Regions from separate parts of the Homo sapiens genome. Here region 1 is linked to region 2. A link is a contact called in ENCODE POLR2A ChIA-PET data. All regions are on one chromosome and are shown on one strand. Each heading gives the region's core, a stretch centred on a gene start or an enhancer-like site at or near the end of the contact. The rest is flanking DNA. Distances are from core to core; before and after follow the strand shown. Region 1 holds the start of CD34 (CD34 molecule). Region 2 has its middle 43 kb from the start of CD34.

What was found. ChIA-PET counts read pairs that join two places held with the same protein, here RNA polymerase II (POLR2A).
Region 1: POLR2A ChIA-PET joins it to region 2 with 11 read pairs in activated CD4-positive, alpha-beta T cell. The contact joins the promoter of CD34 here to the enhancer-like site in region 2. POLR2A ChIA-PET finds 5 or more read pairs at or near these places in 5 of 52 experiments (BJ, CD8-positive, alpha-beta memory T cell, GM12878 and 2 more).

Annotation. Positions count from the first base shown.
Region 1 is chr1:207,908,396-207,913,004 of GRCh38, forward strand. It overlaps CD34 (CD34 molecule), which reads right to left and starts at 2,730. Exons shown (of 8, transcript NM_001025109.2): 1 at 2,607-2,730. The coding sequence starts at 2,685. LOC107985253 (a long non-coding RNA gene) reads left to right here and starts at 1,973. Exons shown (of 4, transcript XR_001738424.2): 1 at 1,973-2,162; 2 at 2,260-2,443.
Region 2 is chr1:207,865,592-207,869,791 of GRCh38, forward strand. No RefSeq gene overlaps it. Among named protein-coding and RNA genes, the nearest start is that of CD34, 43 kb to the right of the region's middle. RefSeq lists enhancers at 2,651-2,700, 2,781-2,960 and a silencer at 3,231-3,620. Within about 2 kb of position 1,325, at least 33 of the 41 ENCODE cell types and tissues checked have a DNase peak (open chromatin) inside an H3K27ac peak, as active enhancers do.

The sequences.
Region 1 (4,609 bases), core at 1,480-3,979, 44 kb after region 2:
CCCAAGCCTGCTCCTCCTCTGTCGCCATATGGCAGAGATTCAAAGGGTGGAGTCCTCTCCCCTCTGGAAAATAGCTGATAAAATTCTTTTCCCTTTTATTTTTCCCCTCTTACATGTAGCCCTGGACAGGATATGGGTGTGGGGTCAGCAGGCACGAAGGACCCAAAGGAAGAAGAGGAATGTGACGGGGAGGGCCTGGGGGTGTTGTTAGAGTGAGGATAGGGACAGGCCTTGGAAAGCTTGGAGGAAATAGATACCCTGAGCCTGACAAAGGGGTTCCCTAATTACCTGAAAGGCTTCCTGCTCCAGCCAGCACTCTGGCAGTGCTGCCTGGTGGCCCTTGAGCCCCTTACCCTGACTCTGCTCTGTGATCTCCCCCACTTCCAACAAAGACAGCCCACTTCTGGTTAGTTGCAGTGCCTATGCACATGCCACCTTCTCAAAGGGACAGAAAAAAAGAACTTCCCAAAACAAGCTCTTTGTTGGGGTAAATGATGAGAAAACAAACCACAGAAATCCCCTCTACCCTAAATTTTACAATAATAATAGCATTTCTGCAATGGCCCTATGGTAGCATTTCAAGGTACACTCAGTTATCTCATTTATCCCACAATGTATCCCAGGACTGAAAATGACTCCTAGTATTAACAAAACAAAACAAATCCAAGCAAAAACCCTAGAAAGCTCTTGGGAAGGGCATAAAACTACAATTGGCTCAAGTAGTCTGGCAAGGCTGGGAATGGGGCCTTGTGCCTCATCCCTCCCCACCAAAAGCTGGGATATTCTCAGCATATCAGTCCAAAGTTTTGCCAAGGTTGTGTTGCTCCCCCAACCCCAACCTCGGCAGGCCAAGGCGAGACTGGCACTTACCAGCTGAGGAAATAAGAAAAGGGTGGACCTCATTCGGCTGAGGACCAGGTCATCACAAGCTGTGTAGCCAAAGGAGAATGGAGCATCTGATTGGAATCTGCACCACTGGCCAACTCACCCCTGTTTTTTTGTTTTTTGTTTTTTGTTTGTTTGTTTGTTTTGAGAAGGAGTCTCGCTCTGTCTCCCAGGCTGGAGTGCAGTGCCAGGATCTTGGCTCGCTGCAACCTCCGCCTCCTGGGTTCAAGGGATTCTCCTGCCTCAGCCTCCCGAGTAGCTGGGACTATAGGGGTGTGCCACCATGCCCAGCTAATTTTTGTAATTTTAGTAGAGATGGGGTTTCACCATGTTGGCCAGGATGGTCTCGATCTCTTGACCTCATGATCTGCCTGCCTCGGCCTCCCAAAGTGCTGGGATTGCAAGCGTGAGCCACTGCGCCCGGCCGACTCACTCCTGTTATGAGGGCCTAGTCTAGCACCCACTCTAGAATTTTGAAACCTCATTGATAGCTTTTCCTTGCCCCAAAGCACACATCCAGGACTGCCAAACAGGGCAACCCAAAACTTCTCTCAGAGCTTCCTCCAGCCCAGGGGCAGCTGTCCCCAGCTGGGCGGACCCAAAGATGGACAACAGAGGAGACTGGGAACAAAGAGGTCTAGTCCAGGTCACTCTGCAGGGCCACAGTGGGTGGCCCTTAGGATGTAGTGAGAGTACAGAATTGGGAGCCCTAGAGTGCTGTAAGCAAAAGGGAGAGCAATGTACAAAGTTTCAAAAGTTTCAAACCTTCCAAGTGCAAAGAGATGAGGTGGAGAATGTCATTCCCCAAGGAAAGTAATCGAGTATAAATATTTACCGGGTGCCTATTTTTTTTTTAACCGAAGTGAGAGCAAGACCTTAAGAGTAAGGATATGTGTAGGTGAGTGGGGGCAGTGTTCTAACCCATCCACTAGCTTTAGAACTTGGAGCAGGGGCAGAGGAAGAAAACTCCAAAAGGTGACAAGTTTTGAAATTTGTGCAGGGGTGACGGTTTTTGGTAAGGCGAGCGAGGCTGGGCGCAGAGCAAATTCTGTCTACTTCTACCTCCTCCGCGGTGGGGTTGCTGAAGTGGGAATTCAAACTCAGCTTCCCAATCTTAAATGCAAGGTTTTTGTTTGGTTGGTTGTTTGGTTTTGTTTTTCCTTTTCACGGACTGTTCATTCCGAACACCCCTGGCCTGGGACCTGGAGCCTCATCCCTGATTCGCTTCCCTCGAATTCCTTAATGTCCACTTCTGGCTCTCCCAGTCCCTGTGCAAGGTGGGCACACCGGCCCCTTCCCAGCAATCCGCTCCGTGTCTATACTTTCTGAATCAACCAAGAGCCACAAAACTTTTCCTGCTTCTCTCCTCCCCAGTCTCCCGGTTCTGGCTGCAACTTCGCACTCCGCGCCTCTGGCAACCAGAAGAGACCCTGGCATCTCCAAAGCGCTTTATCTCAGTCCATTGGAACCAGTCGTGCTGACCGATTCACACCTCGGCTAACGCACACTCGCGGGGGTGATGGCCTTCCCTTCCCCTCCCACCCCCGTCAGCTCCCAGGTGAGGCGCTGGCCCCGGGGGGAAGCAGCTGTGGGCGGCAGTGCGTGGGTTGGGCAGGGGTCCCTTCCCTCCGTGAGACTCTGCTCTGCTGTTCAGCCTCCCAGAAAGCCTCCACCCTCCCCGCGGCGAAGCCAAGCGGCCGCGGCGCGCGGGCGGTACTCACGCAGCAAACTCAGCAAGCAAAGCGCGGTCCAGCCCCGCGGCATCCTGGGCCCTGCGCGCGCGCCCCTGCGGACCAGCATCCTTCCCGCGCGGCTCCTAGAGAGACGCACCGAGTGGAAGACACTACTCGGCTTGGCCAGGACGCGCTCTTCCCGCCCCCTCCGCCCGGGAGAGGGGTGGGGGATTCTTGCTTTTTTCCTCTCTTCTCCCCTCCCTTTTTAGTCTTGGCAAGGCAGCGCCTCTCCTTGGCTGCTACTAACTTGAGCTCCCCTGGTTGGTCCCAAAGGCGGAGGGCGTTAGGAGGGAGGCTGGGTTGCCGCCGTCGAGGCCAAAAAAGGTGGAGGTTTGTTCGGGCTCCAGATGCCTCGTTCAGCTTTCTGGAGAGGCCCCATCCCACTTCTTCAAGCTCCACTTCCACTTAACTTTTAACCCCTTTGTGGCAGCCTTGCCGGTGGCCAGGGCAGGGGCAAGTTTCCTCCGATTTTTTCCCCACTTTTCTTTCCTTGTGATTTTCCTTTATTTTTAAGTTGTAAGCCAGTAACAATCTTGCAAAAGGAATCTACTGTAAGGACCTCAGTTTAGAAGTGTGAGCATTTCGTTAATCAGGTAAAACTTAACCACAATGTGGCACATTTAGTGATAGCCTCACCAGATCCTGTGCTGTGTGTGAGTGAAGCGTCAGGAGTGAGCAGGTATACGTGACTATAAGTATTCATTTTGGCTGTCCAAACCATTCTTGGAGACTTTTTCTTTCTTTTCTTTTCTTTTTTTTTTCCTGCAAGACCTTTTTGTGTTATGTTAACTTTTTGCTAACTTGTGTTAACTTTTCCTGTGACCTTCCATATTTCCCCATTTAGTTCCCCATCACCATCATCCTAAAGAAAAAGGACTTCCCTGGATGCCTTCTCACCAGTTATCCCCTCTCCAGCCCTGGGTCTAAGCCACTAGGGATTTCACCTTGCTCTCCCATCAGAAAAAGGACTTTCTGTGACTCCATCCTCCACCACTTGATAGATCCTTGAGCTTCCTGTTCCTCACCAGTTCCTCTGGGTGTTGGTTGTACTGAATAGAAGAAACTCTGAGCCGGGTAGGCAGCCTAGTCTTGGGGACGTAGAGACGGGAGAAAGGAGAAGCCAGCCTGGGCAGATGATGGCACCAGGGGAGGATCAGATAAGGTATAACCTGGGAGAGGCTGCTCTGATATCCAGAGCAGAATCATGAAATTATAAATACTCAGTTCAGGCTCTTCCATGATGTCTGTACCACATAGCCTAAAGGGAAAAAAGAGAAGCCAGACCAGCACTCTGTGGTCCTTTCTGATTTCTCCGCAGACACTCTAGCATTATAAAAGTAGCTTTACCTTTATAGTCCATCTCAAACCTACTATGCGTTGGGGTTGCACAGGAGAAGGATCCAGGTCTAAAAACAAACCCAAAATCTCCTTATTCTGGTCTTGTTGCCTAGCATTCCTTTAAACAGGGAACAAAGTCTTTCATCACACAATAAGAGCAAAGGCCTGATATGCTAATTTGATTGAATACAACGGAATGGTATGAATCTGTTTCAAAGTACAAATGATGATTCAGAACTGATCACATAGTGATGGCAAGGGCCTGGGGACAGAAGGAGTGGCAAACATGCATTTTAAAATCAGTCATTGGTCCTTGGGACTCCCAATTAACAGGGAAAAGGAGTTAGTTCCAACACTGCCAGGCCCCCCACTCCCCTCAACTTCCTCAGCTCCAGGGACCGCTCGGTCTGCTTCAGGCATCCAGTGTGCAGTTGAGAACAAATGTGGGGTTGTAATCCCTGCTAGATATGAAAGCTAATTTGGTCCACTTTAACTTCCATTTCCAGATTTTTTTTTTCTGGTTACTTTAAATACCATTTGTCTCCCATAGCTGGACCACGGGAAACAGGGGAAATAACTTGTCTTTCTTTAGTACCTGAACTTCTTAACTAGCTTTGGGAGCAAAGAGAGAGAGAATGATTCTGTGGAGCAGA
Region 2 (4,200 bases), core at 75-2,574:
TGTGTGTGTGTGTGTGTGTGTGTGTGTGTGTTTTTCCAGGTATACCTGGACATAGTTACTAGGGAGAGGAAAACTTAAACAAAAATCCTAACTTTAAAAAGGGATATGGTTTGGTAGAAGATGTGGGTTTTTGTTAGCAGAAATGTCCAGGGTCTGGGCAAGCCCTGGGATAATAAACCAGTACAAGGCATACAGCCTCACTCAATTCCAGGTAATGCCCCAGGCCCTAGGATCTACCTCTACCCACCTTCAAGCTTCATAATCCAATATCCTTCAAATCTTTTCCCAGAACTGACTTCCATTGCATATTTTACTTGCCTGACCATAAACATTTTTATTTGGATACCCTGCCATCATCTTGAAGGCAACATGTCTAAAAGAAAATCAAACATGACTCCCCAAAACAAGTTTGAACTCTAATGTTTCTATTTCTATAAATCACTAAGGTTCAAAATTTCAGCACTTTCTCTTCCCCACGTCCTGTCCTCAAGCCAGAGTAGCACTCCAAATTATCTCTTCTTCTTCATTTCCACAGGCTCCACCCTAACCTATCACCTCCGATCTGGTATGTTGCTAGTCTCCTGCTGGGGACCCCAGATTCCAGGCTTGCAACAATGCCAGATCTTCCCCCATATACTCATCCTCCTTTCATTCACCACAGTCTCTTCAAGGTCAAGGTCCAGTGCTACTCACCTTCGGCTTCCCAGTTCCCAGAACCTCACCTAATATGGGGGGCACACAATAAATGCTGAATGAATGAATCACGGTTTTCATCACAAGATGAAAGAAAAAACTTAAACAAAAATCTTAACTTCAAAAAGGGATACGGTTTGGTAGTTTTCATCACAAGATATCTGCACAAGAAACCTCAGGCCCTTCCTAGTTCCTACTCCCTCGAACCCAGACTGCTGAACTCTGAAGGCCCACCATCATCTCACCCTGCCCACCTCAGCTCCTACCAGCCCAGAAACAGGCTTTTGGCTCCATCTAGCTCATCAATGCTGGACCCTCCTCATGTGCCAGGCATTCCTGCATCCACATCTCTGCCCACGCTCTGCTCACCCTGCCCTGTGATGACGTCCATGCCCTTCCCCCTGCATCTACTCCAACTCCTACGCAACTGCCAACTGCCGAGCTGTGGGGGGAGACAGGGGATGCAGGAAGAGGGGAGATGATAAAGAAGACTGGGGAAAGGGGAGCATGATGAAAACATGCTGGGGTCTCTCTCTGATCCTTGGAAGCATAACCCTCTCAATGGGTCACAGGCGATTTAGAGAAGGAAGAGCCGGGAGGAGGAGCCAAATTTTTCCACTGAACGAAAGGCATGATTTTCATCACTGCTTCTGTTGCCCCGGTAACCAGGGACAGCCCAGTGGAGAGTACAGTAAAAGAACACCATGTTTATCTTTGCTGTCTGATCTACTTCCCTGTACACCCTTCCCTGACCATCCCCTAGCCCCAGGCCTGCTCCAAATCTCTTATAATGCCACCACCATCCTTCTAGTTACCCTTGCTCCTCAAAGGCAGAGCTAATTTCTCCCTCTCTTTATCCAACCCTAAGTACCATGTGTTCTTCCACTGCAACATTTTGGGGTTCATCTCGCCATGCCACCTGCCATGCCAGGGGTCCCCCAAAACAAAGAGCTGGTATCAAAGCACAAGGATGGCTTCTGCTCTACCAGACAGGGCAAGTGGGACTAGTGGGGCAGGAAGGTGAGGAAAACTGCCCAGCCAACCGTGTTCTCATCCCACACAGCTGGTGTGGAGAGGGACCTGGCTCTCCCAGCCCCCCTCCTATGGCTGAGATCAGGAGAAGGAGCCAGGTTGGGGATCGGGGGAGTAGGTTCACCCACAGGCTTCCACAGATCCTGCCTCCCACACGGACACCGTGTCTGCGTGACCTGAGAGCGGAGACACAGTGCTCGCCCTGGAAGATTATATAAGCGTTATATAACATGGTGGCACCAATAAGCACACAGGAGCAGTTGTCGAGTGCCAGGGACAGGCCAGGGGTGGAACCAAACCCAAGGGGCTGGAGGTTCAGCCCTCCTGCCACCAATGCCAAAGCAGCACCAGGCCCTGGCTGCCTCGGCCCTGTCTATACCTGCTCCTTCCAGCCCAGAGGACACAGAGAGAAACTTGCCAGGCTCTGCGCTCTTCTTCCCACTCTGGGCAGCAGGGAGGGGCCGCAAAACCGTCACCACCCTGGGCCATGGCAGCCTCTGCCCATCCGGCCTAAGGCAGCCTAGCTGCCTTTCCTGCAGGGGAGCAGCCATGGGGTCCTCGGCAGGGGAGGGGTGTGGACCAGTAGCCCCCTCCTCTCTGTCCTCCTACCAGAATGTAGGAGCACTTGTTTGGGGAACAAGTGCTGCAACAGCAGCTCCAGGATTGGCTGGGCCAGCCGTTCCTCTGCTCTGTCACTTGCTGTTTCTCTAAAAAACAAAACAAACCGAAAGGGAAAGAAAAAAAAATTAAGCACATTTGACAAATGCCAGATCCCAAATTTTGGTCTACGGTTGCAAAGCTGGAAGGAAGGGGTCCTAAGGAAATTACCCTATTTCCCTACAGCCCCCATCTCCCACCATTCCTGGCCAATTCACCATCTATGAACTTGGGCTGTGAGCCTGAAGATTGCTCCGCAGCCCCTATCTCTGGAGCTGCCTCAGTGGCTGTAGCTCCTTCGGGTAATATTCCCCCTCCCTCTACAGAATGCTCAGAGTCTGCGGCTCCCGGATATACACGCGGGACTAGGCGGCCGGCCTGGGGCAGTTCTGGGCAGTTTGGGCCAGGTCTTAATCAAACTCCTCCACCGTCATCACCACACCCACTTTATTAATTTGGCAGGGGTGGGGGCAGCTGAACAGAGACAGAGCCAAGTGATCTCCCGCAGCACCTGCCCTCTCCTGAGCTATGCCTCTGGCCTTCCCGCCTCCTCCTCCACACGGACCTCCGCGCCCCCTGAAGAAGGGGGGAAAAAGAAATACGCATTAATACCTCGAGCCTTGGCGCACCAGCCCTCGCCCCCTCAACCACCTGTCTCTGCGTTCTCCCCCGCAGCCTTCCTCAACTCTGGGCGCCCCCTCTGCAGCAAAGGGGCACCACGCCCACTGCGGAGAGGAGAAATGCAAGGTGGGGAGCGGACAGGGGCTCACTTGAGGGCCCGGGGGCTGCTCACTCACCCCTGCGCGCAGCTGGCCCTGGCCCCAGAGCCTGGGGCCCGCCCGGAGCTGCTCCAGGCCGCGACCGCTCCCACCCCCGCGGCGAGGCCAGCAGCGCCCCAAGGCCGCGCTGCAGCCGGGGTGGGGCGCGACCGGAGCGCGGCCGGGGCCCTGGGCATCGTCCCCAGGGAGCCCACCCTACCCCGGGACGCTCGGGGACCGCCCTGCAGGCCCGGCCCAAGGTGCCCACTCCCACCTGGCCGAGTCCCGGCTCTTACCTCGGCGGCCTTCCGCCCTCCGGGGGTACTGCGCAAACAGGCTCTCCCCCGGCCCCCGCCCGCCAAGCGCCCCGCTGCAGGCCCGAGATGCGCAGCCGCTGCGGACGCCGGCTCCGCGGCGGCCGCTTCCCGGGCGTGTGAGCTCAGCCTGCCCGCGCGCCCGCGCTTCCCACGCTCGGCGTCCCGCGCGGCGCCACCCAGCGGCCGCGTCGGGCGCTGCACGCTCGTGTCCGGGAAAATCTGCAGCAGCCGGGCCTGCCAACTGATTCGGAAATTCCCAGAATTTGACCATGGGCTTGCGGCGGGGCGGGAGACCTGTCAGGCCGTGTGGCCGTCGCTAGACTCGGGGCAGAGCAGCTCCCACCCACCCTGTCTCTGAAGGGGACTCCAGAGTCTTTGCAAGATATTCTGATTTCCCCCCTGTTCCTCTGACCTTGCCTCGCCATATTTCTTCCAGGGCAGTGGAGACTGTGGGGATGCTGGTGACTCCTTGTAAAATGGGGGTGGAGAATCGAGGGGTGGGAAATGGGTGGGAAGCGCTCGAGGCTGGCATCTCAAGGCCTCCATGGGCCCGTCTAGAGATCCGAGGTGTGCACTGAGTCACTTCCCGAGCTTGTTAGAACACACATGCACAGATGCCCCAGCCTACCTGTAAATTCTAATTCGGAAATTTCAACTGCTGTTTTTAACCTTTTCTTGTACCTACACCCTTCTGAGAATTGCAGAAGAGCTATGGACCCTGTCTTCAAAAAAAGCACATGCAT